Regions from separate parts of the Mus musculus genome. Here region 2 is linked to region 1. Evidence: chromatin loops called from intact Hi-C (ENCODE). Cell type or tissue: gastrocnemius. All regions are shown on one strand. Each heading gives the region's core, and the rest is flanking DNA. Links, peaks and the distances in the headings are about the cores only.

Region 1 (15,645 bases), core at 3,920-11,919:
CTCCAGGTGAGAATGGGAGAAGATTGGGACCAAGGCTGTGATTCTCTAACTCCTGGGCACACAAATACTGTTGGGAACCTCCAATTGTTGAGAACAGAAACAAGGGCCTGAGATGAGCCTGGGGCAGGGGTGGGGGGGAATCCAGCTTAGCTCAGGGGTGAGGACCAGGAGTTCAGAGAGGTCTTCTGCGGAGACTTAGGTGAAGCTTGGAATGACAAAGGCTCCCCCCTAGCCCCCCTACCCCAGTGGCAGTCCTTGAAGAAGGGGACAGTCCTTGCTTATCCAAACTGATAATTCGTGGTGGAAAGAGGATGCATACAACTTGCTTTGGGTTATTTAATCCAGAGATTAAAGACCTTTTACAGGAAGGAATGTCCAGGAAGGGAAGTTCATTGGCTAGGCATTTGGGGCCCATGTAGATAACTCATTAGCATGGAAAACTCTGGGTTTCTGTGCTACATGACCAGTTGTCATGGTCCTCTTATCGGGGTGTTGTGGTCACATGCTCCAGGACAGGACCCAGGTCAACCACCTACCATTCTCAATTATGAAAACTGCCAAGGTTCCCGAATCTGCTGGACCTTATCAGTTTTTCTGTCTAGTGTCAGGGTTCCACTTGCCTCACATCCGTCTCGAAAACCTTCCAAAAAAGGGAAGCAGGGGATACTTGTGGCTGGCCAGAGTGGAATGCGTAGTCTCTGGCAGAACCCAGGAGGCTGAATCAGGCTCAGGCACTACGACATGACTGAGGAGGGTCTGGTTTTGTGTTGTCCACGAGAGGTGACCTGGCTTTTGGAGACTGCATCCTAAGCAGGGGCAGTCCTGGGGCTCACGTGATGTGGTCATTGAGCCCAGGGAGCTTCTTGGTGCTACCTGCTGGGCACGAGCACTCACAACCACATTCCCCAGGGAGAGAGGAGACAGCAAAGGTGACATAAGGGAACCCTCTGTCTTCTGGGGCACAATGGGTCAGGACCTGCATCTTTCCCAATGTGTACATGGTTCATTAGTGGCAGGGTACCCCACATGGATACCTCAAGGGAGCTACGGGACATCATCAGTGCTAGGGGTTGACTGGGAGGAGAGCAAGGCAGCTTAGTACCCAAGCCATCACCATTCTGGGGACCAGTTCCCTCTCAAACTAGAAGACCCTGGATGGACTGGGGAGCCTTTGGTGCTGTCATCTTAGGTTTAAGAGACACCCTTCATGTCATCTCGCTGTAGGTCATTTTGTTGGGTGGGGGGAATGTAGTATGAACATCTCAAAATCCTGGGAGCTTCCCTAGGTCTCTTCCACTTATTTTCCAAGATCACCCACTCAGAACTTGGAGTGGGATTCTTCCTCCCCAAACTCAATGCCCCAGAAAATAGGTAATGAGACAGGAAAGGTCCTCTTTACCTCTGGGCTTGGGGGTTTGCTTGCCTAAGTGGATGTCTCTGTTCCCATGAGACAGAAACCAGCCAGACCCGTTGAGATAAAGAGGAGCATCCTGGCTCTGAGGAGAAGCACGGGGAACTGCACTTTCCTCTGGACCGTCTGAGGTCCACTTTCAGAGCCAGAAAGACCTAGGATGCTTTCTTCTACCAGGCATGTCTGTGTGTGGTTTGTACACATACATGGATGTACAATCGATTGTACGAATGAAGATTGGTGGATCCACCCAATGGTATGTGAGGTGGACAGTCATGCTCCCAGCCAGCAGTCAAGCCCCACCATTTTCCCCAGTGGGTACCTTAGGTGTCCCTTCCTCCAGTGACTCCTTCCCAACTCCCCAGCATCAAGCTGTCATCCTCACCAACTCCTCTCTACAGCCTGGCTGTTGCTATATCCTCACTCTTCCTCCGCAGCAGCAGCTCTGAAATCTGTTCCTTTCTTGGTCTCCGCCTCCTCCATCAGCATCCCCCCCCCCCCCGCAAACCCCCCCCCCCGTGTCCCCACCTCTTTCCCCTGTCTCTTGATCTCTGCCTCTCTTTGCCCTTCCTTTGCTTTGCCTACCTCACTGTTCCACTTGCAGACTGATTTTGTGTCGAGCCCTTACAAGTCTCTCCCAGTGGTGCATTTGTGTCTCTGTGCTCTCCACAAGTAACTAAACCACTATCTCTCTCTGGAGAGGAAGAATGCCTAACCCATTTCCAACCTGGCTGTGTACGCACAGGCCTGGGCTCTGGGCCCAAGCTATAGACATCAGTGTTGAGAAGATCCCCCAAGGCCTGCTGCTGTGCTGAAACCCTTGGACCTTGGGAAGAACAGCTAAGCAGGCGAAGCAGTGAAGCAGCTGACTGTTACTAAAACAAGTGTTGGGCCTGGCTCATTTGCATGTTGGGTCTCTTTTACATAAATCTGCATGTCAAGCTGGAGGCCCTGGAGCCAGGTAATGTAAAAAGGATGCAGAATAAATTAATCAGTATGCCCTACTGCAGGTGTCAGCCAGCCCTAGCTTCCCACAGAACAACCTAGCCAGCTAGCGGCCTTTAGGGTGGAGGTGGAGCAGGGCAAGTGCTAGCTTGCTTCTAGCAGGATGTGAATGTGCTCCAAGCTGTGGATGGCCCGAAGGGCAGCCGACTACCAAGCTCAACTCAGAGCAGTCCAGCGAGAACGGATGGGCTGAAAGAATGGTGTCTAGAGAAAAGGCTATGGAACCTGACAGCTCCCTGGGGTATAGGAAGTCCCAGGAGCTTTCCAAGAGCTCCAGGCTCTCCACAGTAGAATTCAAATCAGAGGCTGTCTGTTGGCTCTCAGCAGCTGTCACTCTATGCTCCTCAGCTGCCCGGGAGTGGCCAGATAGCACTGCTCCATCCGAGGGTCTCTAGGATCCAGGGAGATGAGTGTAGAGAATCTGTCCATCTTCAACCATCCCTCAATGAACACTACCTCTCCTCCAGCCAGACATTAGACCCATCTTCCCTTCCTGAAAAAATTCATGTAGTGGGTTTCTCTACTTTAGGAAAGTGTCACTTTTGGGGGTTGTGAAATGATTCTTGGAGCCCCAAGACTACAGAGAGACTTTCCACATAACAGGGAGAGTGGGGCAGGTCCCTAGCACTTCAGCTGAGACCCTGTCCCACTTCCTTGTCAGGCAAAGGTGAGGCAGCTCTGCAAACTCAGAGATGCCACAAACTCCCACCCTCTCCAGAGGGAATCCCCAACCATAAACCTGCAGCGAGCTATGGCTGCGCCCTTCCTGGGGCAGGAGGCTGAGCACCATGATTGTGCTGCTGCTGAGCCAGCCGTGAGGGGAGCACCTCAGGCTGACAGTACAACCTGGCATAAAGCAGAAACTCTAGGGGGCTGGAGAGATGGCTCAGCGGTTAAGAGCACTGACTGCTCTTCTGACGGCTCTGAGTTCAAATCCCAGCAACCACATGGTGGCTCCCAACCATCCGTAATGAGATCTGATACCCTCTTCTGGTGTGTCTGAAGACAGCTACAGTGTACTTGCATATAATAATAAATAAAGCTTTGAGCCAGAGTGAGCAGGCTTGGAGAGAGCAGAGGTCCTGAGTTCAATTCCCAGCAACCACAGAATGGCTCACAACCATCTGTACAACTACAGTATACTCATATACATTAAACAAACAAATAAACAAACAAATCTTTTGAAAAACAAACAAACAAAACCAGAAACTAGTCTAGAGTTTATCATGTCTCTGTCTGGGTCATAGGCTAGCCAACACTGTGTGACCCAGGGCAAGATAACTGAGTTCTCTGAGCCTAGTTTGCTCACTTGGAAAACAGTTCTTCCTTATGGCGTTCTTAAGAGAGATGGAGCATGCGAGCACCCTGTAGCATATCTGGGACAGATGGGCTTTCTAGTCTTCCCCAGTACTCTCATAGGCCCAGGGTTCACTGCTGGGTGGGCCTGGGTCTGAGGAAGGGGGTGGGAGGAACTCTCTTCCCTCCTTCCCCTCTTCCCTCTGCTCCCTCCCATCAATTCCTATTTCTGTGAGTTCAAGGCCAGTTTGTTCTACAGGGCAAGTTTTAGGACAACCAGGGCTCCACAGAGATGTTATCTCCAAAAAACAACAAGCAAGCAAGCAAACAAACAAGAGCCCCTCAAATATCGTCAGGCCCCTCCCTGTTCACACCTTACTGGCTCCCAAGCACACTGGAGGAAGCAGGGGCTTCTTGACTTGGCCTGAGCGTCCAGGAATCTGGTTCCTGCGATCTCCATGGTTTCTCATTTTGTCTTCACTCAGCTCCAGTCACGATGCATGGCCCATGGCTGAGAATTCCACTTACTTCCAGGTACCTGACCCCACCCCCTTCCCTCAGTGGTGCAGAAATGGCTTCTATGGCATCTGTCTTTTTATTTATATACATATATATGTAACACATATATTTTATCTATGAGTATTCTGTATGTATATCTGTATGGCAGGAGAGACATCAGATCCTATTATAGATGGTTGTGGGTCACCATGTGGTTGCTGGGAATCGAACTCAGGACCTCTGGAAGAGCAGTCAGTGCTCTTAATTTGCCTAGCTATCTCTCAGGCCTGGGCATTTGCCTTTTTATAATGCCTGAGAGAGATCATTTTGAGGGGTTTTATATCTCAGGAGACTGCAGAGAACCTGGGGTAACCTTCCGTCAGCAGAGAAGAGAACTCAGGCTGCTGGGAAGGAAGTGGTTTCCTCCAGGCTCCGATCCATGTGAAAGGAGCCGCCACCAACTCACCTTTGCCACTGAGGGTCTCACACTCTTGGCATTAGTCATCTCTCTGAGGGAATGTGAAAGGACCTGGGGATACGAAGGAAGGACTTTCAAGCCACACAAAATACCCACCCCCCGCCACTACGCAAATATCTGGGGACAAGGGCTATATGATAATACTCTCCCCCCAGACTTAGTCGCTCACTCTCTGTAAAACACTGGCCTTTCTCATCTTTTAAGAGGGCAGGACTTGAGCAGGAAGAGTGGGCATCAAAGCAGGGCGCATCTGGAGAGCTGCTTATTGAGGAACGGTCTCATGAAATCTAGTTAAGGTCACTGCTGGCTTACAGAGAGCACACGTTGTAGAATCTGAATTTTAGAGCCTCTTCCTAGACAAACAAATGGGCAACTTAGCCTCTTGGAACCCCAGTCTTCAACAGAATAGCTCTCTCCTTCAGGCAAACACGGGCCTTGGGATGTGAAGTGCCTCCCAATCAGGCCAAGCCATGCAAATGTGTGGATTTGGGGCTTTGCTTTTGTTGTTTTGAGACTAAGTCTCATGGCGCCCAGGCTGGTCTTGCACTTACTGTGTAGCCAAGAATTACTTTGAAGTCCTCCTGTATGCACAAAGCAGGCCTGGTTTTATGCAGTGTTGGGGATGGAACCCAGAGTTTCAAGAGTATTAGGCAAGCATTTTACCAAGTGATCTGTATCCCAGCCTCACAAACTGTTTTGGTTCTGTTTTGTCAGGCACTGGGGAGTAAACCCAAGCCCCTCCCACTCGGCAGCCAAGTGCTCTAACGCCAAACTATATCCCAGCCTCGCCTTACATTTTGAGGCAGGGTCTTACTATATTGCCCAGGTTGGTCTTGAAGTTGCTCATGATAAAGTTGCCTCATCCTGTTGCTCAAGATGACTTTAACCTTGTGATCCTCCTGCCTCAGCCTCCTGACCGGCAAGGAGCACATGGCTGAGCCTCCAAGCCAAGCTACTCATGTTCTTAATGAGGTAGGCAGAATCCAGGAGTTCCTGATAGGAACAGGGCCCCAGTGCTCGAGGTGGATGATCACACCCACCTTTGCCCTTGCTCAATTCTGTGCCTACTCTGCTTTGGACTGAAAGGTGGCAGGCAGGCTTATAAATATTTGTTCCTTATGGACCGACTGACTTTCATGAGTTCTATCAAGCCGGCCGATAAGATAACCTGCCCTGCTGATGAACACTGGCATTAGGTCTTCTGTGTGGCAGGTCACCTTGTGTGCCACGCTCAGAAGTCAGTACAGAGGTTCTCAGTTATCGGTGGGAGGGGCCAGCCTAGGGGCCTCTGGAATTAGCTCTCTTTGTTCTGACTGTGGTGTCTGGAAGTGACCTGAGATTCTACTTTAGCCCCTTTCATGCCAGGTGGGGACAAGCTCTGCCCTCACCCCACAGAGCAATGAAGCAAAAGGTTTTGAAAAGACCTGAAGTGACATTCTCCTTTAATTATGCACAAAATCTCCAGATCCATTTCAGCCTTTGAAACGTGAAACCCAGGAAGGCAGGTTCCCTGGCAGAGCAGTCACACAGTGAAGTCGCCACCTCCATTTCTCCTGCGTAATTTAATGAGTTGAGGAGGCTTATCAGTCAGGCTGCGCTGGCTCCAGACATGCTGCACCCTTCAGTCAGCAGAGGTCACATTAGAAAGGCTGGCTGGTCAGTCAGCCACCAGCAAGGTGAGCAGGGTCCGGGTGGAAAGCTAAGATCCCATCTCCTTGCTTAGACACACACCACTCTTGCCTTGTTCAGGCTAGACCAACTCACAGTCACCATTACCTTGCTCAGGTTAGACCAATCCAAAGTCTCCTGCAACCCCTGAGCTGGGCCTGCTCTCCTGGCTTTGAGTCTGGGACTCCAGTGAGAGGTAAGGCTCACTGCCTCCCACTTCTGATGGCCTTAGACACTCAAACTACTGCTGCTGCTGGTGCTACTAGTACTACTGCTACTATTCCTACTACTATTCCTATTCCTATTACTAGTAGTAGAAGTACGTCCTCCTTCTCCTCCTCTTCTCCCTCTCTTCCTTCTCCTCCCCCTCTTCTTCTTCTTCTTCTTCCTCCTCCTTCTCCTGGCCCCTAAAGACTCTTCCCTAGCCAGGGACCAATCCCAGTGCATTTCTTGCACGAATCCAGGAATCTGGCTCACACACACATACACACCACAGTCTCATGTAGTCAGCCCTACTTGAAGTCTGTGAGAATGCTCCTTGAGATGTTGTTTGCCTTTCTCAGTATTTGCCACACCTTGTATCTGGAAGATGTATTTGGTAGACACGGTAAACCATAATAAAAATAGATTTTCCCAGTAGTCACCTGATTCTAGAACAAAAAAGAAAATGCAGGGGTCAGGTAACCCAATCCCCTTTTTTTTTTTTTTTTTTTTTTTTTTTTTTTTTTTTTTTTTTTTGGTTTTTCAAGACAGGGTTTCTCTGTGTAGCCCTGTGGTGTAGAACAAGTAACACAGGCTGACTTCAAGCTCACTTTATAGCCAAGAATGACCTTCTTCTTCTTCTTCTTCTTCTTCTTCTTCTTCTTCTTCTTCTTCTTCTTCTTCTCCTTCTTCTTTTTTTTTTTTTTTTGGTTTTTCGAGACGAGACAGGGTTGCTCTGTATAGCCCTGGCTGTCCTGGAACTCACTCTGTAGACCAGGCTGGCCTCGAACTCAGAAATCCACCTGCCTCTGCCTCTCGAGTGCTGGGATTAAAGGCGTGTGCCACCACGCCCGGCTGTTCTTCATTTTTTAATTCCTTCCTCTATCTCCCTAGTGCTAGGACTATTCATATGCACCAGCACACACCGATCCTCTAAACCAGGGCACGTCATGCTAGGCAAGGGCTCTCCCAATCCCTGCCCCTTTCCAAACCTTTAGCCGTCAGATTCCATCCACACTTTTACTGGTAGCTAGACTGAGGCTCAGGGAGTGTGGTGGTCTAACCAGTTGTGACAGCTAGGACAGCCTAGTGCGGATGGAACTCAGAATGTAAAGAGTAGGGGACAGAACCCCTCGACTTTGGGAGGGTGCCCCATGATGAGGGTGATGGTGACAGTCCTCTGGAACACCGCTGCACTCCAGATTCCCCTCTGTGGTCATGGCTCTCAACGTCCAGGCCAGATCCCGCTTCTCGTCAAAGGGAGGGAGGTACAGTTTTACATTAGCTCAATCAGGAGTAGGGGCCCCTAAGTCCAATCTGAGCTCAAAGAGTGTGGGAGAGTCAACCAAGCTGTGCCCCAGTCTCATCAGCTGCAGAATGGAGAGATAACAGATCCTATGTAACTGCCTAGCAGTTACTACCCTAGCTCAGCAATTCCCAACCTTCCTGATGCAGCTACCCTGTAAAACAGTTCCTCATATTGTGCTGACCCCCTACCCACAAAATTACTTTTGTTGCTACTTCGTAACTGTAAGTTTGTTACCACTATGAATGATAATGTAAATATCTGATATGTAACCCTGGAGGTTGTGACCCACAGGCTGAGAACCCTGCTCAGGCACTACAAAGTCAAGGGCTGTGCTTCAGTTCCTGCTGGATCTGGAGGGTCTCAGTCAGCAGAGGTTACAGACAGCACTCCGTTGTGTTTGTCATTACCTGTCCCTGGTTATTATTCTTTACACTGCTTGGCGTATGTTCTTGTTCCGCCTCCATCACCGTTCCTGCATGCTCCCTCACCCTGCAGACTTAGCTTGCTGGTCTTCCAGCTCTCCCACCTGCAGGGGGAGTACCCAGCCTGGCCAGCGCACGGCTTCCCTGCCCATCCCTGTCCCACGGATGTTCAAAGTGCTATTCCCTCTTCTGTGTTTTGAAATTCTGGCCAGCCTCCCCTAACTTACTGGGCTCTGCCTAATAAGTCAGGAGTGGCAAAACAAAGCAAATCAAAACTCGGCATTACTTTTCCCCAAGAAAGCTGCCACTTATTTTTGTTTTGTCTGATTCAAAACTGCCTGATGCAATTCCCTTCTGCTCTGACAAATAGGACCCTCAGCAAAGAAGGAAACAGAGCCAAGGCAAGAAGAGAAGGTGCCAGAGGCTTTCGGAGGGCTATGAAATCCCCACCCAAGAAGGCAGCTGGATAGTTCTCTTCTGTGTTGGGGCCTTCACTTTCAGGAAGACAAGACTCATCCATTTGAGTGATTCTGGCAGGGCTGGGGCCAAGAGCTTTCTTCCCTTCTGCCTCTGCTTCCTGAGACGGCACAGAGAAGGCAATGGCTGCCTTCACCCCATTGTAGCCCAGAGGCCCAGTGCAGAAACAGGCCCTTGGAAACCTCAGAGATCCACTCACCTTGTATTTTTCTCCACAACTGAGGATTTGCATTCACGCTGATTTAGTGAAAATTAGTGAGATTTGGGAAATTGTAAGATAAATAATTCAACTCTGCAAACTAACGTGAAGGCTGGGTGAGGTGGTTGGTAGCCTTCTGTGATCTCAGCATCCAAGAGGACAAGGCAGGAGCTTTGCCACTAGGTTGAGACTAGCTTGGCCTATGTAGCAAGTTTCATGTCAGCCATAACAACAAAATATGATCCTATCTCAAGAAAGTCCACAGGCCCACACTTGAATGGATAAGACGATGTCAAATAATAATTTGTGAAGAAAAGGAGTTACAACCTGGGAGCCGCGGCTCGCATCGTCAAGCCCACACTTGGGAGATAGAGGCTAGAGATCAGGAGGTGTTCAAGGCCATTCTCAGCTACCTAGTGGGCTGGATCCCAGACTACATGAGACTCTGTATTGAACAAATAAATGCACAAACAGAATATAAACTAATAATTAAAATTGGGCATATGGATGTATGCCCTATACCAGGAAGTAGCTCCCAGCCACTGCTCCGGTGCCATGATGCCTACCATGATGATGAGGGACTAAACCTCGGGAACTGTAAACCAGCCCCAAATGAAATGTTTTCTTTTATAAGAGTTGCCTTGGTCATGGTCTTTCTTCACATCAATAGGCCAGTGATGGAGACAGTGTCTGTAATGGCAGTCAAGCTTAACTTAACTAAGTAGACAAGAGTGTTAGCTCTGCACAGTGCTCTTAAATTGTATCTACTGTTGTTGTTGTTGTTGTTAGGAGGAGGGTGGAAGTCAGAAGAGAACGTCACCAGTCAGGCTTGCTCCTTTACCTTCATGTAGCTTCTGCAGACGGAGCTCAAGGACAATCACCCTGCTCTGCTGAAGCCACCTCATTGGCCCCAGGTAAGTGTCTTAACATTGGCCTCCTGTTTGCCTGAGTTCAGATCTTCCCACCAGCACTCTGAAGTCCAGCAGATGGTAAGAATGTCTCCGACTATGACCACAGGGCTTTTGTAGGAGGAAAGGCAGGTCTCGGTGGTGACAGGAAAAGGTATTCTGTGGTCCACAGCTTCAGGACTAGGTTGTGAAGCTAGGGAGTCCTAAGGCTGGGACCACTGCCACAGGCAGAGCCCAGAACATCTCGGGGGGGGGGGGGGGCTGATGTTTGACCGATAGTGCCTATAGCTCCCTGGTTCCAGGGGGTTCCCACTTTTGTCCTCTACCTCATCTTTACCTGGTGTGGTGTCTGCTCTCAGCCTTTTCCACAACTATACTAGAAATCTAAGAATGGTCCCCTCTCAGGGCTTCCAAATCACCTCAGTTCCTGTGGCTGAATCTCTTCCAGGACCTGGGTGGGGTACCCCAGCATCAGAACTTGTCACCTGGGCACTCTTGCAGAGAGAATGGCTGGGTGCAGCTGCAAGAAGAGGGAGATGAATGCACGTGCACACAGGGAGCTGAGTTTGGATGGCTCTTAGATAAAGCTACATTCTGTGTTCTGCAGCGGCCCCACTGGAACTGATTCACACTAGCCCCATGGGATAAACCCAGGCCACTAGCTGTGAGCCTCAGTGATCCCCAGCCTCAGCCTGGCTCTTTTGATTCTCAGGAGTCTGTGACCTCTGAGAAGTGAGCACAGGGAAGGTGCCCAAGATGAAAAAACGTTTCAAACTCCCAGCAGCCCTGGCCCCAGACAGCATGGCAGGGCTCTCCCTCTGAACACCCACACCTCGCACCCCCAGTGGCTTCTTTTTCTTGCTTCTGGGAGGCTAAAGGCACCCGGATCAACTGCTCTGCTCTGGCTTAGGAGTCCTGATACCTCATCACAATGGGCACTGAGGCTTTTGTGTGACGTCCTCTCTTCCACATCCTGGGTCCTTGTCACAGAGGCTGCACAGAAAACAATGGGCTCTGGTGGCCAGACGCTATCAGTATTTGTCTTCCTGCCTCGTCATGGGTGGCAGGCTCTGACGCACGGGTGACACTGGGTGGGTCTTTACCTGTTTTACCCAGCCAATTGCATACCAGAAAGCCTAGCCCTGGTCACCCTTATTGATCCCAACAGAAAGCTCTCTCGGGAGTTCATCTATCTTTACCTCATCATTCTGTGCAAACTCACCTCAGAAAACCTGCCAAGCTCTTAAAAAAACGACTTCTGATAACCTTCTGGGCACACAGATGGCACAGTGATCCAACTTCAGCTTGTACAGGAGTACAGCTCCACGCATGAGACCCCTACATTTCATCCTTAGCATGGCCAAATAAAGTAAATGAAGATTTTACACGATTAAAACAACAACAACAACAACTGTAGAGAATCCTTAAGAAGGGACAAAGAGTAAGTTTTCAAGTTATCCTTGAACAAGGAACTTAAACTAATAAGATGATATTATACCACCAGCAAATATGAATGTCTGCTGTCAGGCTCAAACCCCTGATGGCACAGCTGGGTGGTTCCAGTCTTTGGAGGACAGAACTCAAAGACTGCAAGCTCAGTATGTGCCAAGGAGTGTAACTCACACTCATGCTCAGCCCAGGGGACAGTGTCTCAGCACGGCTGGTCCAGACAACCCAGCAGTGCAGAGGGGGGAAGCAGAGGCAGGCCTGAATCTAGAATTCAGACAAACACAGGCCACAGAAGAGCTAAGGATGTTTAAAATCGAATTTAAAAACAAAGAAAACACTGAAAGGAACCATGGATGCTATTTTTAGTGCCAAGGGGCTGTCCTGTACAGGAGATAAAGCAGCCCAACTGCAGAGGACAAGTCAGGCCCCTGAAATTAGAGAAGAGGGTGCTAGCAGCTCCAGCAATGAACCCAGCATCACAGGAGGCATGCAAGCAATTTCCAGTTGGGGGTGGTGCAGAAAGAACACTCGAATTCAGCTGTGACTCAGGGGTCTCTCTTACAACTGGTTCTTTCCCACATACGAGTGTCCAGCACTCTCTGGGAAAGCAATAAGGCTACAGTATTTCTCAACTGGTTTTAGATCGAAGCTTTAAAATTTCAGGTAAAGAGTTGGACAGTGGTGGTGGACGCTTTTAATCCCAGCATCAGGGAAGCAGAGGCAGACGGATCTCTGAGTTTGAGGCCAGCCTGGTCTGCAGAGTGAGTTCCAGGACAACCAGGGCTACACAGAAAAACCCTGTTTGGTGTGGTGGGGGGCGGGAGGGGTGCTTCAGGTAAAGGCCTGGGGAGATAGCCCACTAGGTAAAGCGCTCACCCATCATGCAAGCATGCAGTTCTGACCCATGAATAGTTCCCCACTATTCATATGTTAATAATAAAAATATTAATTAAAAATGAAAAGCTAGGTACAGAAGTGAAGAGGGAGACGGCGGATCCCTGGTGTGCAAGGACCAGCAAGCCTAGCAGTTTCAGTAAATTCCGGTGTCCAGGATAGATCCTGTCTCAAAACGTAAGGTAGGAAGCAATCAAGAAAAACTTTGTATGGAAATATTTGGCCTCCACACTGACAGACTCACATATGCACCCACACTCAAACATGCACACATACAAAATTAAAACAAATTTCAGATAATGAACACAGATCCCAAGGGAAACAACCTGGGCCCAGACCCTGGCTTTGTTACTTTTTCAATTTTGTGACCCTGAACAAGTCACTTAACCCCTCTGCTCTCTGTCTTGGTAGTCTTCATGGCAGTGATAATTATAGAGATGTTACGAGGATTAAACAAATTAGCCTTTGGGAAGCAGTTGGAACACTGTGGGAACATCACATTGTAAATGGGCTTGTTATATCCAATAGGCATATGTAATGACTGAAGACAGATGGTTCAAGGTCTTCCCTCTTAGCCTGCTCAGCAGCAGCAGCAGCAGCAGCAGCAGCAGCTCTAGCTGGAGAGAAAAGGGCCCAGAGGCAACTGACAGTGTAAACTCACAGGCAGGCTCTGCTCTCTCCAGACACACAGAGTGACCCTCCCCGCGGTCAGCGTGGGGAGGCTTTGCGTTTAGTGACTCCTCCTCCCTCCTCCAGAGCTCTGGGCACCCTGAGTACACTGGAGGCAACCTACATTTGTTCCAGTGAGACACGGGCCCTGTTCCTCTCCTTAGTTGTTAACTGTTGTCCTGGCTTCTCCACGTATTAACCCAAATTAGTAAAAAGGACTCGTAAAAGCATTTACTGGGCTCAGACGGCAGCACTGCTCATTCTGGCTGCAGGGCTTGGCAATGACAGCTGCTGGTGCTGAGGGCTGAAGGCGGTGCCCACTGCACCCTGAGCTCAGCCGGGCCCCAGTCAGCCAGCTCACCCAAAGGACCATCCCCGGGGAGGCCCTGCCATGGCACACTGTGATGTGTCAGGCAGATACTCACACTGACTATATGTTTTGCGAAGGGAAAAGTCCCTTAGTAGGACTTGAAGTGCAGAGCAACTCATCCTGTAGAGCTGTTTGTTTGAGGCAGGATCTTTCCATGTAGGAGGCTGGTCTCGAACTCCCAACCTTCCTCCATCTGCCAGCTTTTTGTGTGACAGGATATCTACCCCATTTTGCAAAGAGGAGAAAGGAGGCATAAGGGATTGGAGCTGGCTCACCTAGAAGATGTAGGGCATGCTGGCCAGGACTGACCAGAAGCCTACACCCCCTCCCCACCCAGTCCCACAGATTTGGGTATAAAAGAATGGGTGAGGCCTTCCCCTGGGGGCGGGGCAGAGTGTGATCACTGCTATCGCCTCCCTAAATTATTATTGTTGTTATTATAATAACTAGTGGTTGAGTTGAGTGGGTGGTGGATGTCAGATAATTACCAAGACCCCCAAATTAAAGTGTGGAGTCTTGACTTTTCCACGGCTGCTCCTAGATGAAAGTGAAAGCTAGCCTCAGGGAGCTGGGGAAGAGCCCTAATCCGGAGACCAGCGAGCTAGACTGGAAAGGCTATGGAGAAGACCAGACTCAAGACTTAGAAAGCTACAGCCAGACTTAGGATCCCAGCCTACACACAGAGTGTCTGCTCTGCCCCGGGATGCCAGGCTGCAGAGGGTCTGCCCTAGGAACACTGGGAAGATGGCCAAATCTCCCTAGTGTCCTGTCCTGTGTTGGTACTCCCTTGATGACTGAGCCCTAAGTTCCTTGGGCATAGAGTGGGGATAGTAGTCACACCTGTCTTGAGGGGCTGTGGCAAGTAAGATAAGGATTAGAGGAAGGTTCTGAGAAGTCAAGAAAAGCCAGTCTCCTTCTGCACCCCTCAACTTTTCTCGGGACCTCCAACTTCCTTTGACATCAGGGTGACACTAGGAGGCAAAGCCCTGCTCTATACTGAGTTCAGTAGAAATGCCAGCCTTAGTTTCTCTCTGCTTAAGACAGAACAAGAACTCTCTGCCTTTGGCCCCTCCCTGGCCCTGAGGATTGTGAGATGGACAGAGATATGGTCCTGGGAGGTAATGACAGTGGGCTCTGTTATTATTGTCATTACAGCTCTGTCCAGCAGGCAGCAGGAGGTGACTCACCGTCTGCATTCTGAGGCCTGCCAGGACCTGCCTGCCAGGCAGGATCCCTTCATGTCAAGCCTAGTCATTCCCAGGTCTCTGGCAGGTTGGTGGCACTCCACTGAAGGGTGGAAGGAGGTGTCAGATTTGGGGAATCAGGGTGTCCAGCTTCGAGTTAGGAGCAGCAGCAATAGCAGGATCCAGGCAAGAGGCAACAGGAGCAGGCTACTGGGCGGTGTGACCTTAGCTCCTGGGGAGATGGCGATTCCTTCTGAGGAGTAAGGAAAGGATCAAGAGCCTGGGCCTGGTGGCTACCTCTGTGTGGGGAGCCCATGTGAGGGCCAGCCCTGCTGTGCTGGCAGAGGAGCCTCTTGAGCAGTGGCTCTCAACCTTTCTAAGACTGCAACCCTTTAATGCAGTTCCTCATGTTGTGGTGACCCCAACCATGAAATTATTCCATTGCTACCTCATAACTGGACTCTTGGTATTATGAACTGCCTTGTAAATATTTGGTATGCAAGATATCTGATATGCGACTCAACGAGGGTCGTGATCCACAGGTTGAGTAGCCACGTTCTAGATGCTGGGTAGGATGGTGCTTACGTTGTATACCTCAGCTCCTAAAATGCTGTGCTGCGGGGGGCAGCCCCCAGCCGTGACAACCTGAACACTAGACAGCCTTACAGACACAGCAGAGGAAGGGACTTTTTCTAGCTGGTGCTTGGGGAGGAAGGGAAATTGCAGTGCAGACACCCAGACCTTTGGATGGGAGCTCCGTCCTCTGAGGAGCCATTTAGTCCAGAGTCAGTGCTGGGTTCTGACCAGACACGCCTCTCCTTCCTGGGTCTCTGCTGTGGTCCTTTGGTTGTTAGAGAAGGTGTCTTGGGTTTGCTTTTGATTGGAGATGGGAGGGACCAACTAGGGCTCACATCCGTGCATGAGAAAATGAGGCCTGGAGAGTTTGAGCCTTGCTTAGGCTCGGGGGCAGTGTGCTGGTCCTGATGCAGACTCTAGGGTCTTCCTGGGTACCAGCATCCATTTTGATTCACTAGGAAATAACGATGGTGTCTACTACCATTTGCTGATAAAGTGGGGAGACAGAGGATGCTCTGGCCACTCCTTCCAGGCTGAGGCACATCTCCATCCATGCGTTCAAGTTCAGGGCTGTTGCTTTATGGATCTAGTACTTTTTGCTGAGATTTTCATTCATTTCGAGGAATCCAGA
Region 2 (15,645 bases), core at 3,026-11,025, 590 kb after region 1:
GTGGATGCTGGGAACTGAACTCTCATCTGGGAGAGCAGCAAGTACTCTTAACTGCTGATCTATCTCTCCATCCCTAATCCCAGTGGTTTAAAAGTCCAACAGAAGTGACAGATGGATGGTACCCAAGCCAAGTCTTTTGTGCATTTGGTCTTCACACATGTTTTGGCAGATAGTTCAGGTTTGCCAGCGCTATGGCTCAGCCTGGGGTGTCACTTGTATGTGAGGGGTCACATTGTCTTGCTGTGTTGGCTGTTTCAGGCATTTCTTATAGTATCAAAGAGGATAATGGACCCACATATACTTCCCAAGCTTTCCAAACCTTTCATTCCTTTGGGATATTACCCATAAAGACAGGTATTCCCTATAACCCTACAGGACAAGTCACTGTAAAACAGACTAATGCTCTCCCTAAAACAAAAAGGGGAACAGGCTCCTTTAAGCCTACTATGTCACTACCTTAAAGCTGTGATTCTCAACCTTCCTAATGCTGTGACCCTTAAATACAAAATTAATAATCATGTGTGGTGACCCCTAACTATAAAATTATTTACATTGCTACTTCATAACTGTAGTTTTGCTACTGTTATGGATTGTTATGTAAATATCTGTGTTTTCCAATGGTCTTAGGCAACCCCTGTGGAAGGGTTGTTCGATCCCCAAAGGGGTCATGACCCAAAGGTTGAGATCCACTGATCTTAAAGGCTTATTACCTTAATTTCCTTCTGTAGGTGACGGTGGATGTTCTTCTGTGAAAAGGCACAAGGCAGGGTTTTCTGCTCATTCTGGACCTCGCCTGCAGGTTTTCTGGCAGTATCCACAGGGTGGCACATGGAGAGGCCCCCAGATAGTCTCACTTGGGGTAGAGGGTATATGTGTGTAAGTCATGAGAATAACTGTGTTTGATTCCAGGGGGAAAATATGAGCCTGGTGCAGGCTGATGCAGGATAAATTTTACATCATTACCCTAGGGATAAGACTCTCCAGTTCCCCCAGTGTACCGCTTTTGCTGTTCCTACCAGTGCTTCCTCTTAGCCTCTGTGTGATGCTCTCAAACTTGTTACTGATGGTTTCCCCTTAGGTAAAGCAGTTAATTGGCCCCGAGATAGATATTAACAACATCAAACCAATTATTCCTCAGAGCCAGAAACTGAATTATTTGCTATTCTTACAAGCTTCCGACCTAGACTATGAATGCCTTCCGCTCAAGGCCACACCCCTGGCCAGGAGCCAAGTGATGAGGTGCAAGCATTAAGAGAGTTGAGCCAGCCCTTCCCCTACAGATATTTTCTTTATGATGATCTTCAGCTTCAGTGCTTTAATGGATCTGCTTATGAACAAATGTATTGGGCACATGTTCCACAACCCGCTGAAGCTCCTCTGTCACTCGGTTTGATGTTTCCTCAGTGGTATTTTTTTTAATAATCCTGCATACTCACCTTCCGTAATTATATTTTTGTCAACTTAACACAAGCTCAAAAAGGAAAGAGGGAACCTCAATTGAGAAAATATCCCCACAAGATTGATCTATAAGCAAGTCTGTGGGAGCATTTTCTTAATTAATGATTCATGTGGGAAGGCCTAGCCCACTGTGGTCAGTGTTACCCCAGAGCCCTGGGTAATATTTTAGAAAACAGAAGCTGAGGAAGCCTTAGGGAGCTAGTCAATAAGCAATGCTCCTCTATGGCATCTGCTGTGGTTCCTGCTTCAGCAAGACAGTGACCCAAGACATGTAAGCCAAATAAGCCCCCTTCCCCCCAAGTTGCTTTTCTCATGATGCTTCATCACAGCAATAGAAACCTAAGATATTGCTTGAACCCTATCTTGCCACAGGACCCAGGGATAGAGTCCATTCAACTACAATGGCTTCCCAACCTTCCCTATATGTCGCTGCTAATAACTCCTTTTATTACTGCCCAGGAGTACAAATCTGGTTGGCCTGGACACCCAAGAAATGAGATCAAAAGGCTATTTTAAACTTTATAACATTGTTTTATGACTTATTAGGGACCAGAGCCTAGAATCCTTAGCAATACCATTTATCCTCCAAATAGAACTTTCTGTGCTAAAGATAGACGATGAGACCCAACAGATGAGAGTTTAGGATAGTCTGAGTATCTTGACATAACATCCTTGCAATAAAATCATAGCTAAAAGAGACATGATAGATGGCAGACCCCACAGAGAGCTGGCAGTTGGTGAAAATTGTGTGTTGGAATGAGTATTCAATAAAACTACAAAGTGGGTTATGGGTGGGTTAGCAACCTCCCTCATCTTATGATCGCATTTGGGACTATGCAAGACCACATCTGGAAGTTGGGGGTATGACCTGTAATGGTGTAGAAATGGAGACTGTCACTGGAATACAACTCAAAATTCTGCCCATTTAAATGCAACAGCAAATATGCAAGTTTGTGTATCAGTACGCATCGTGAGTCTGAATGTTTATAACACATCACCCATCCTGACTATTATCTGCAACAATATATTAACCATATTCAAAAGGGAAAGATTTTGTGTTTACCGTTCTTAAAAGACCAGTATTTCCCAGGGTTCAGGTCTGTCTTAAAAAGCCATGGCGAGAGGCTCCAACTGTAACTTTTATGCATGAAATAGTAAGACTCATCAAAGGTTTATATGGTGGTCAGTTGCTGGAACTGTGAGCTCAGCTGGCATTGTTGTGGTGTACCAGGAAGGGAAACAACTTGTAACTTCACAAGCACAAATTCATAACAAAAGATTCATGATAAAATTCAACAACTGAAAGAGTCCATAAGTCAGTTAGATGAATAAATCCAAGATCTATGAAGGTCATGGCATTTGAAGTCCCATCTTGATGTCATTCAGTATTATGTTCAATCAGCCAAGTTCACCTTGATGAGAAACAAGGAACAGGAAATGTTGCCAACATCCTTGTCTGAGAAAGAAACATTGTTCATCTAAGAGCAGTCTGACCCTTGGCACACCAAGGACAGAAGAAAACAGTCTGTACAACAGGTTCTCCAGCTCAGAAGCCAGCACATACTGTTTCTTACTGTGGAAAGGTGTGTTCTGTTCCCATATATTTTTCTACCCAACAACTTCCTTGTCTTCCTCCTCCCTGGTGATATATTAATTAGAACCCTCTAATACTTGTAAGCATGGTTTAATCATTGTGTAGTATCTTTGCATGCAGTTGCTCCTAATAAAAGCTTGGGACAAGAGGCACTCTGTGTCCTTAGGACTTCTGGAATGCTCCTTGGGTCGCTATGCCACCCCTGCTGACAGTTCACGTTCCAAGCTCAGAGTTTTATTTCATAAACTGAGCTCTGCTATCCTCAGCTCTGCTCAACCATGAGGACCCGAGTTCAGATCCCCACACTTAGGCTGGATAGCTAACAAATGCCTGTAGTTCCAGTCCCATGGGATCCGACACCCTCTTCTAGTACCTATGTTCATGCACGTACACACAGACAGACAGACAGACAGACAGACACACACACACACACACACACACACACACTAAATGATTTTTTAAAGGAATTTAGGTGATTGCAGACTAATGTGTAGCTTTGCTAGTAAGTACATGCCTGGCATGCATGATGTCCTAGGCAATTGTCAGGCATACTGCAAGGACAAATAGCAAAATTTCATCAGGGCTAGGAATCTCCTGTGTGTAGATTCCTGGAGCACAGATAATGGACTAAGGCCATGACTATCTCCCACCCTCCATTTTTAAAGATCGTCTCCCTTTGCAGTCTGGTCTAGCCTTGGATTAACTATATAGACCAGGCTAACCTCCAGAACCACCAAACTCAGCTACAGCCATGGCACTTAAGTAAAGTATTCCAAGGTCACATCCTACTTCCCTGGCTAGCTGCCCAGTGTTCAGAGGGAACGCCCTGCTCTGAGAACCAGTCATGATCCTTGCCTATGACCCCAGATCTGCCATTGTCATCTTCATAAGCTGCATCAGAATCCCCAGTGAAACTGTCTAGAATGCTGGGCTGGGTGAGAGAGCACATGCTGCTCTTGCAAGGACCCAGGTTCAATTCCAAGCACCCACATGGCAGCTCCCAATTGACTTTAACTCCAACTATGGGGGGGGGGACCTGATGCTCTCTTTTGGAGTCCATGAGTACCAAGCATATACATGGTATGCATATGGACAGGATGCAGACACATAAAATGAAAATAAATAAATTTTTTAAAAAGCAACCCTCTGGATGAAAGGAGGCTGGTTCTGAGATGTGGGTGTTTTGCAAACCCCAGGCTTGAGCTACAGCAGGACTGTTTGCCAGAGAAATCGTTATACAACATTGTGATATACAATCAAACACTTCCTGAGAATAAATCATGAAGACATTTGTTTTTAAAAAGTTCTTTGGTTGGTATACACAAATTTTTATATTTTATTACAGATAAAGGCAAATGTTTATATTAATAAGATAGACATGCTTGTCTATTGTTACATAAAGAATTAAATCTTAGCCAGGAATAGTGGCACACACCTCTTTGATCCTAGAACTTGGGAGACAGAGACAGATGAATCTCTGAGTATGAGACCAACCTGGTCTACATAGTGAGTTCCAGGATAGCTACAGAGTGAGACCCTGTCTCAAAAATAAAATTAAAAAAAAAGAAGAAGTAAAATAAATTAAAGTAAATCTTGGCGTAATGGTTGATACCGAAGCTCCTCAGGAGAGACCAGCAGACTCTCCAGGAAGAGCTGTACCAACCTGAAGCACCAGAAAAGGCCACAGTGGGGTGCAGGGGTTTAAGGGAACTACCAGGAAAGGACCTGCAACCTCTACTCGCAGATAAGCCAGAATCCCAAGAACAGTGAGACTTTAGAGAACAAAGGCCCCCACTCACCCTCCCACACCCAGCACTTAGGGGAACCTGCTAGGACCCCTCCCACACGCAGCACCTAGGGGAGCCCGTTCGGCTCCGGGGATGGAGATGAGATCTAAGGGAGTCCGCGAGGGCACGAGGGCGCGAGGTATGGATATGAGATCACCACTTTTCACTGAGCCATTCACTCTGTAAGCACTCTGTTTACTTCTTGCTCTGTTACTTAACCTACACTCGAGCACATATACCTCATGGTGGTTTTGCTCTTGTGTGTATGTTGCTCACACAGATCACACAGGATCGCTCCATATGTTTCTTTACCGGGTCTAAACAAGGTATTCTTTGCCAGACCTTTCACCAGCATCTCATGGACAGCCCCCCTTACCCCTGCATCTCTCCCTCTTTCTCTCATCCTTATCCCCTTCTCCTCCTTTAACAAGCTCTAAAATCTGTGAACACAGCTTACAACTTTCCCCTCCCAGGAACTTTACCTATCTCATTTGCCGTCTTCTTTTCAAAGTCAATCTAAGCTGTTAATAGTGACACATGCATTTCATCTCAGCATTTCCAAGGCAGAATAAGATGGATCTCTATGAGTTCAAGGCCAGCCCAGTTTATATAGTGAGCACAAGTTCAGTCAGGATGACACCGTAAGGCCCTGTCACCACCACAATAAAAGTCAATCGATCTACTATTTATGCCTATCTTCATCCAACCTAGCTCCCTGACTCCTAATGATTAAAATCTGAGCACACTCCATACCATCCTTGGTTTTGACATTGGGCCAGTGAGGTTAATTAGCTCAAACATATTTGCGTACTGGGAATGCTCAACAGTTGTGACTGCTTTTGCAATTAAATACTATTCTACTCTGAGAAGAATACAAAATACACATTCTGAATAACACATTCTACCACATTCGAATATTTGACTGAAGGGATATAGCTGGTGAAGTAAAAAGCATCCGGGGCTGGAGAGATGGCTCAGTGGTTAGGAACACTGGATGCTCCTCCAGAGGTCCTGGGTTTGATTCCCAGCATCCACAAAGTGGCTCACAAACGTCTGTAACTCAAGCTCCAGGAAATCGAATGTCCTCAGGCACCCACCAGGCACACACGTAGTACACAGGCAGGCAGGCAGGCAGGCAAAACATCCACACACAGAGAATAAAATAATAGTAATTTTAAATTTAAAAAAAAAAATCTCAAGTAACAACATAAGAAACATAAGAAAAGAAGAAGGAGAAGAAGAAGGAGAAGAAGAAGAAGAAGAAGAAGAAGAAGAAGAAGAAGAAGAAGAAGAAGAAGAAAAAGAAGAAGAGGAGGAGGAGGAGGAGGAGGAGGAGGAGGAGGAGGAGGAGGAGGAGGAGGAGGAGGAGGAGGAGGAGGAGGAGGAGGAGGAAGGAAGGCAACATGACTCCTCCAAAAATTACTAATCCTACAGTAATGACATCCAGTGAGAAGGAGTTAGATGAAATCTCAGACATGGAACTCAAAAAATGATTATAAGTATATTCAAAGAAACTAAAAAAGAAAGTAAGCTCCCAAATATAAGGTAGAATAAGGGAGAAAATACCAGTGGTTAGGTACTGATTTATTGATTTAATTAATGGTTTACTTAAAGTACTGCTTGTGTTGCCTGTTTGCTAAGCATGACTTCACTTGCAGTCTGCAACAGAATGACCTGGAGACGTAGCTGAAACAACCCGTCATTGTCCTTAACCACCTGCTGACTGTCATGTAGGCTTGGGTAATATCCTGCTTGCTTGCCCACCCAACCTATGGTTTTAGAGCATTAAATAAGAAAGCAGACTGAACCCAGCATTGAAGCCTTTCAAGAGCCAAGCTGGCTGCAGTCCACCAGTGACATCTCTGTTCCATCTCACTAGTGTTGGAGTGCTTATTCTAGAAAGATCCCACAGCAGTTCTGGAGGCCCCAGCTAGATCTCCTTCACTAAGGCCCCCGTTGTTCCAGAAAGGCTGCTGCTCAGGGACCTCTCAGCCCGCTAAAGGTCTTTGGAACTAGGAAGTATAGACCCCTGATGGGATTCTTGGGTCCCCTTCCAGTGCCCAAGGGGACTGTGAGACCCAGGACCAGAGCCTCCAAGTGGAAGCAGATGAGACCAGACTAGACATCTTGATCAAGTAAGGACCCCAGGAAGATGGACAGAAAGAAAATATGTAGTCTTGACCACCTGGCCAGAGATTGTCTCCAAAGCCTTAATGGAATACCAAGGTAGCACAGGTTTCCAAGGAAAAGCCTTAGATATCAAACCGCTGGTATTAGTTTCCAGAGAAATAGACAGACTAAAAATTAAATATGGGAACTTATAAATTCTGAATATAAGCATTTGTGTGTATGAATGCCTGTAACGGTCTCATGATTCTGAGGCTATGGGATTTGATTGGGCACCAATCTGTGGTTCCACTAAGGTCATTTACCCTGCACTCAGCGTCCATAATAGGAGGTGACAGAGCACAGTGATTTATCTGTGGGTATAAGGTAAAACCTTTGCCAGGTGGGCAGCCAGGTGGGCACCTGCTTGACGGTGAAGCTGGTCATGTCCATCTCACCCTATGCACCACACAAGGCTAGGTCCATATAAACTCCCTCAAGCTCTTGGTTAAGAAACTCTTCAGGGGCTGGTGAGATGGCTCAGTGGGTAAGAGCACCCGACTGCTCTTCCGAAGGTCCGAAGTTCAAATCCCAGCAACCACATGGTGGCTCACAACCATCCATAATGAGATCTGACTCCCTCTTCTGGAGGGTCTAAAGACAGCTACAGTGTACTTACATGTAATAAATAAATAAATAAATCTTTAAAAAAAAGAAAGAAAGAAAGAAAGAAAGAAAGAAAGAAACTCTTCAGTCATTGGGTCTGCACAGTCCTAATGTGAGATCCACATAGTTCTGCAAATAGGCCTGAAGACACCAAAGAAAGCAGCCAGTTCTATTAGCATTGTCAGTAGATGGAATCTACTGGCTCCAAGTGCTAGTGCTGAAGCAGTCACAAGAGCACCGGATCAGGTCCCTCCAAGGACATCTGCCTCATACAATGCTCACCAACGCCCACCAGCCTGCTCTACCAGGCTCTGGTTGGCTGTGTTTCAAGGACAAGTCTGTCCCAATGTGTTCACTTAGGGAGATGCCAGCTTCTCCTCTCTTCCAAAAGGATGGCAGCTATGTTATCTGGACACATGCTTGCCTGAAGAGGAGGGAGAGCTCCTTTCCATGACTACAGAGAAATGACTAAAGAGACTTTCCTCCTCACGGCTGGACTTAAAGTATGAGCTGCTCCCCAGTTCAGATATGAAACCTTTTACTGATGGGAGCTGAAGCCTACTGCAGGGGAATAATAGCCCCATCACATCAAGAAGTTCCAAGTAACCATATATGGAGAAAGGAGACTGCTCACCTCAGGGAACACAACAGTTAAAACAAAAGCCAAATCCTCCAGATCCTAGAGGCTGCCTGGGCTCTACAGTAATAGTAGTGCACTGCCAGGCTCACACAAAACCTCAAAGGTGAATGAGTTGGGAGAAAGAAGTAACAGACCAGATTGCCCTCCAGGAAATCCTAGACCAGTAGTCCCCTCCCCTTACAACCAGAAGGTATGTTTTAATGACTGAAGAAGGAGCTACTAAACATCAGGAAGACTAATTACTACAGATAGGAAAATAAGCGTTCCTGAGATGACAACTCCCAGCCTAGTCCAGCAAGCTCATAAAACAGCCCAACTGGGAAAACTGCCCTACAAGAATTGTTGCAAAGACATTTAGTGTTCCCTAGGCTGCCCACACTGACCCAACAAGCTAGCTAGGCCTGCCTACAGGGTGCTTGGAACATTCTCAAGTGGTGACCCAAGGCCCTACACTGACACAAAAATGGGGGCCTACCATTTAAACATCTAGACATGGACTTTACCGACAGCATTCAATCTAGCAGAGGGAAGGTACCTATACTTGCTGGTTGTGATATGCACTTTCTCCGGCTGGACAGTAGCTTTTCCTATGTACACAGAGAGTCAACTTGGAACTTGTGTAAATGGTATCACCCCAATCATCAAACCGGCCAGGAAAATGAGTAAAACTTTTTAAAGCACACTGGTCAAACATTGCCAACCAACAGACCTCCCTTGGCCAGGAATTCTGTCATTTGTACTGTTGGGGTACATTGTATACCCTGTAAATACAGTTACCTCCTTTTGAGATTATGTTTGGTCACCCACCTCCACTGTTCCCAAAGGACTCAAAGGACCTCTGAGAGTATGGACATGCCCACCTCCAGTGCTTCTTAAAACATTTAGCTGACGCCGGGCGATGGTGGCGCACGCCTTTAATCCCAGCACTTGGGAGGCAGAGGCAGGCAGATTTCTGAATTCAAGGCCAGCCTGGTCTACAAAGTGAGTTCCAGGACAGCCAGAGCTACACAGAGAAAACAAAAACAAAAACAAAACAAACAAACAAACAAAAACCATTTAGCTGACACTGCACAAAAGTTGCCCATCCTCTCAGCTCTTAACGTTGCAGGTATCTAACCATGGATACACCACACTGAGGCAGTTGGAGACCCAAGCGGGGACTGGACTGGGAGAGCTCCCCAGAGCAGCCTCTGAAATTGACCAGCTCAAAGCTAGTTTGTCTTCCTGATGTCCTTCTTGAACCTGCTGATGTACACCTGTGCAGTCCCACTTCCCCACTCCCACCCCCGACCGTGTCACGTAAATTAATCTGGAGAACAACCTTACTCCAGGGCAACTCTTATTCCTAGACACCCATCAACATGACTAACCACCCCCAGAGGGGTTCTGCCTTGTGTTCTTCAGGTGGTGCGTCTACTGAGAGATCAGCCAGCCTCAGCTCATCCTTCAGGAAAGTCCTGCTGTGATGGAATCGCCCACATCAGGCTGTGAATCCCTTCTGCAGTGACAGCCTGTGGACGGGATAGAAGGATGATTATGGATTGTGGATGGACTTATTGATCTTATCTTAAATACTGGTCATGCGTGGACTTTGCCTCAAATGAGACCTGGAAGGGGGTTCCCACAGAAGGACATATAGGCCTTTGATTGAAGGCTGTGCTGGATAGTTTTAAATCAACTTGACACAAGCTAAAGTCATCTGAGAGGAAGGAACTCCATTAAGGAAATGCCTCCATAAGACCATAGGCAGGCTTGTCGGGCATTTTCTTAATTAGTGACTGATTGGAGAGGGCACAGCCCATTGTGGTTGGGGCCACTCCTGGGCTGGTGGTCCTGGGTTCTATAAAAAAGCCAGCTGAGCAAGTTATGAAGAGCAAGTCAGTAAGCAACACTCCTCCATGGCCTCTGCATCAGCTCCTGTCTTCAGGATCCTGCCCTGCTTGAGTTCTTATCCTGACTTCCTTTGATGATGAACACTGATATGTAAGCTAAACTCTTTCCTCCCCAAGTTTCTTTGATCGTGGTGTTTCACCTCAGCAATAGTAGTCCTAACTCAGACAGGGGAAACCAGGGAGAAATAATATGGGACGTGACCATAAAAAGTTCTTCATCTGAAAAAGAAAAAGGCATGTCTTAAAATGCTGACATTGTTAGCTGCCAGCCATGAGTTCTTTAACGTAGGTCTGATGAATATGCTTACGAGCTGGCCAGGTTACTTATACTGGAATAGGAATGACCAACCAAAGCCTGAGTAACATGCAAAAGAGATGTTTAACAGAGCCTCTTGATAAGGTCATAGGAAAAGTCCAATGTGTAAAAACTAAAAAGGACTGTGCCAGACTAAAAACAGTTACTGTTAAAAAGGACAGTAACTCCTAATGGTGCACACTACACCTGCCCCAAATGTATTTACCCCTGCTGCCCAGGAGACAGTTAGAAACTGGTGATCCTAACCTCCAACTTAGATATGCTCCCAGGAATTAAGATCCAACAAAGCTTACATCCCTTAGATTAAAGAAATAATTAAAAAAAAAAAAAAAAACCCAGTACGTATGTTTACCAGTCCTTCTAGGAATGGTCCTGACAGTGTCCATGAACACTGGTGACACTGCAGCAGGCATCTGACAAGTTCAACATGGCCAGTTCTCTACTCAGATCAAGAAAAACTTAACAAATTTTCAGAAAACACGTCACTTGGAACAAAATAGATTCATTGACAATGATCTCTCAAAATCCTAGGAGGTTAGACTTGACTATGGATGAAAGGGAAGATATATATGGTTTTGGATGAGAAATGCTATGTTATGCCATATGAGAAAATTACCAAAAAGTTGTTTAAGTGGATTAAGGCTAAAGATGCAAACAAGAGACAGTGGAGCACAATGAAGATCATAAACCAGAAGTATTTCCTCAAGATAAATTTGTAAGGTGTTATGAAGGTAAAGAGGGGGAATAAAGCAAAATAAGCTTTAAAAAAAGACCAGTTATTAGATACTGACTTACTGATTTACTTAAGCACTGCTGTGCCGTCTGTCTGTCAAGCATGACTTCACTTGCTACCTGGAACAGAATGACCTGGGGAAAGAGCTAGAACAATGGGTGCCACCCTTAACAACCTGTTGGCTGCTACATCATGGGCTTCTGTACAAATCTTTCTTGCTTGCCTGCCTCACCTTGTGGTTTTAGAGAATGAGAACGCAAACTGGACCTGAGCCTAGGCCTCTCAGGTACTGGGCAGGCTTCCGGTGACCTCCTGCCCTCCGCTTCACCGGTGTCCAGGAAAAGTCCCTCAACCAAGAAAGCAAGAGGAGCCGAATGGACTAGGGAGGCTGCTGAAGACATGAAACAGGAATTCAACAGAGAGATAGAAATACTGAAAAAAAGCAATGCGAAAAAAAATGCTGGAGATGAAAAACATAAATAAGTCAAGCAAAAAATCTCTGTGGAAAACCTCGCCAACAGAAGGATCAAGGAGGGGCTGGTGAGATGGCTCAGTGGGTAAGAGCACCCGACTGTTCTTCCGAAGGTCCAGAGTTCAAATCCCAGCAACCACATGGTGGCTCACAACCATCTGTAATGAGATGTGACGCCCTCTTCTGGCGTGTCTGAAGACAGCTACAGTGTACTTACATATAATAAATAAATAAATCTTTAAAAAAAAAAAAAAAAAAAGAAGAAGGATCAAGGAGAGGGAACTGTTCAAGCTTGGAGACAAGGTAAAGGAGTCAGAACAACCAAGCAAGGACAGAGATGAAATACTAGCAGAGTACCAGAGGGAACTGCAACACTCTGAAAAAAAAAAAAAAATGCCTACAAGTTATAGGCATAGAAGGAGCAGAAGCTTGTTCTAAGCACATAAAAAAAATCTAAAAATAATCAAGACTGACAATTTTTCCAGAGTTAGGGAAAAAGATGCCAGCCAAGATACAAGAGGTATTTAGGACTAAACAGACAAACATGGAAAGAATTTCCCTGTGCTGGATAGTTTTATGTCAACTTGACACAAGCTAAAGTCATCTGAGAAGAGGGAGCCTCCATTAAGAATATGCCTCCATAAGATCGGGTTATAGGCAAGCCTGTAGATTATTTTCTTAATTAGTGATTGATGGGGAGGGCCCAGCGCATCATGGATGGAGCCATCCCTGGCCTGGTGGTCCTGGGATCTATAAGAAAGCAAGACCATGAGCAAGCCATCAGGAGCAACCCAATCAGCACCCCTCCATGGCTTCTGCATTGACTCTAAGTTCCTGCCCTGTTTGAGTTCCTGTCCTGACTTCCTTTGGTGATGAAGTATGATGTGTTAGTGTAAGCTGAATAAACCCTTTCCTTCTCAAGTTTCTTTGGCCGTGTTATCTCATCACAGCAATAAGACACTCCCTAATCATAATTAAAACACTAAATAGACAGAGCAAAAAAACAAAGCATATTGCAAACAGCAAGAGAGAGGCTCAGCAGGTAAAAGCGCTCGCTGCCAAGCCTGATGACCTGAATTCAATTCCTGGCACTCATGCTAAAAGAAAAGAATACGACTCCCTCAAGAACTGAGATACCTGCAAAGGTTTGATTGTATCTTTCTTTTTACACTCCAGATTTTATTTCCCCCCCACACCCCCATCCACCCTCCAACTGTTCCACATCACATACCTCCTCCCCACTCCCCTGTCTCCACGTGGATGTACCTACCCCCCACCCCACCTGACCTCTAAATTCCCCAGGGCCCGCAGTCTCTTGAAGGTTAGGTGCATCATCTCTGAATGAACACAGACCCTGCAGTCCTCTACTGTATATGTATTGGTGGCCTCATATCAGCTGGTGTATGCTGTCTGTTTTGTGGTCCAGTGTTTGAGAGATCTCAGGGGTCCAGATTAATTGAGACTGCTGGTCCTCCTACAGGGTCGCCCTCCTCCTCAGCTTCTTTCAGCCTTCCCCAATTCAACAACAGGGGTCAGCTGCTTCTGTCCATTGGTTGGGTGCAAATATCTGCATCTGACTCTTTCAGCTGCTTTTTGGGTTTTTCAGAGGGCAGTCATAATAGGTCCTTTTTTGTGAGTGCTCCATAGCCTTAGTAATAGTGTCAGACCTTCGGACATCCCCTTGAGCTGGATCCCAATTTGAGCTTGTCATTGGACCTTCTTTTCCCCAGGCTCCTCTCTGTTTCCATCCCTGTAATTCTTTCAGACAGGAACAATTATGGGTCAGAGTTGTGACTGTGGGATGGCAACCCCATCCCTCACTTGATGTCCTGTCTTCCTGCTGGAGGGGGGGCTCTATAAGTTTCCTCTCCCTACTGTCGGGCGTTTCCTTTAAGATCCCTCCCTTTGAGTCCTAAGAGCCTCTCACCTCCCAGGTCTCTGGTGCATTTTGGAGCCCCACCCCCCAACCTCCTATTTCCCAAGGTTGCCTGTTTCCATTCTTTCTGTTGGCCCTCAGGGCTTCAGTCCTTTTCCTTCACCCAATACCAGATCAGGTCCCCTCCCCGCACCACTGCCCTCCCCCATCCACTTTCTCTCCCAGGTCCCTCCCTCCCCCTCCACTTGTGATGGCTTTCTTCTCTCTCCCAAGTGGGACTGAGGCGTCCTCACTTGGGCACTTCAGCTTGTTGACCTTTTTGAGTTCTGTGGACTGTATCTTGGGTATTCTGTACTTTTTTTTTCTTTTTTTCTTTTTGGCTAATATCCACTTATTAGTAAGCACATACCATGCAAGTTCATTTGGGTCTGAGTTAATTGTATCTTAAAATTATTTTCACTGGAGAGATGGCTCAGCAGTTAATAGCACTGTCTGCTCTTTCAGAGGTCCTGAGTTCAATTCCCAGCAACCACATGGTGGCTCACAACCATCTGTAATGGAGATCTGATGCCCTCTTCTGGTGTATCTGAAGACAACTACTGTGTAGTCACATATATGAAATAAATAAATCTTTAAAAAAGGAAAATTCTTTTCATTTGGAAGAGGAGACACACATGCATGCATGTGTGGAGGCCCAAGGACAACTTCATGTGGAACTCTATAGAACCTGGTCGTTTCTGGTTCCAGGTGATTTGACTCCCTTTTTGGCCTCCAAGGGCATCAGGCATACATGTAAGACACACACACAGGCAAAACACATATTCATATAAATAAAATAAATATTTTAAATTTATTTTATTTATAATTACTTTTTAATTTTATTTTCAACTTTCTTATGAAAAATTACAAATAAAAAATAGCATAAGTCTTTTTTAAAAATAAACTAAAGAGCTGGGCAGTGGTGGTACATGTCTTTAGTACCAGCACTTTGGAGGCAGAGGCAGACAGTATCTTTGAGGTCAAAGCCAGCCTGGTCTACAGGAGGGAGTTCCAGGACAGCCAGAGCTACACAGAGAAATCCTGTCTCCAAAAAAAGAGAAAGAAAGAAAATAAGAGATTAGAAACAATGAGAAAAGAAAAAATAAAAAAGAGAAAAAGAAAAAAAAAGCTAAGAAAAGAAATTAATAATAATAATCAGTTAAAGAAATCTATAATCACCAAGCCAGCTCTACAGAAAAATGCTTAAAGAAATCACAGGAGTGAAGAGAAAATAAGTTCATTCAAAAACAGTTAAAAAACAAAAAACAAAAACAAAAAACAAAAAACAAAATGTGCAAATAACAGTTAAGAGGAAGAGCAGAAAAATCCAAACACTGAAAAATCAACAAGATGATAGGAACAAATACACCTTTTCAGAAATAATTACAAATGGATACTAAGTATCTACATCCCTCAGCAAAAAGATTCGGGCTAGTACATCTTGAAACACAGGTAATGGAACACAGGTAGAGTCTCTTTGTTGTCTTCTTCTGGGAACACATCTCACCACAAATGACAGACACACTTCAGAATGAAAGGACAGACAAAATATTCCTAGTGGACCTAACGAGAGGTGTCTTGGAGCTGAAGAGGGCATCGGATCCCATTACAGATGGTTGTGAGCCACCATGTGGATGCTGGGAATTGAACTCAGGACCTTTGGAAGAGCAGCCAGTGCTCTTAACCACTGAGCTATCTCTCTAGTCCCCTGGTTTGGTGTTTTTATCCCTCCACTCAAGGGTTCTACCTGGCTACAGGAAGTGGCCTTTTTAGCTTCTATGTCCCTACTGTTAGGCATCTAGGCTAAGGTCATCTGCATTCATGCCTGGGAGCCTCCCCTATCCCAGGTCTCTGGGACTTCCTAGAAATCTCCTCCAACCCCCGTCAGTTGCAGATTTCCATTCATTCTCCTGGCCCTCTAGGCCTCTCTCCTTTCTCTCCCTGCACCTGATTCTGCCTCCTCATTTCCCTCTCTCCCTCAGTTCCCTACCTCTGCCTCCTATGACTTTTTTGTTCCCTCTTCTAAATGTGATTCAAGCATCCTTGGTTGGGCCTTCCTTGTTGTT

What was found. A loop is a pair of places that touch in the nucleus more often than their neighbours do. Peaks named below come from ENCODE experiments on the same cell type or tissue, not always from the same donor. Only the 100,000 strongest peaks of a DNase experiment are listed, where the experiment ranks them.
Region 2: a loop joins it to region 1, with 2.4 times the contacts of the local background. A loop is called at or near these places in 1 of 42 quality-filtered maps.

Annotation. Positions count from the first base shown.
Region 1 is chr16:21,360,390-21,376,034 of GRCm38, reverse strand. No RefSeq gene overlaps it. Among named protein-coding and RNA genes, the nearest start is that of Gm36224, 23 kb to the left of the region's middle. In gastrocnemius, for the core only: a CTCF peak has its summit at 8,391; a DNase peak (open chromatin) is centred at 8,403.
Region 2 is chr16:20,772,303-20,787,947 of GRCm38, reverse strand. No RefSeq gene overlaps it. Among named protein-coding and RNA genes, the nearest start is that of Gm22741, 35 kb to the right of the region's middle. In gastrocnemius, for the core only: no CTCF peak of the experiment used is centred there; a DNase peak (open chromatin) is centred at 7,923.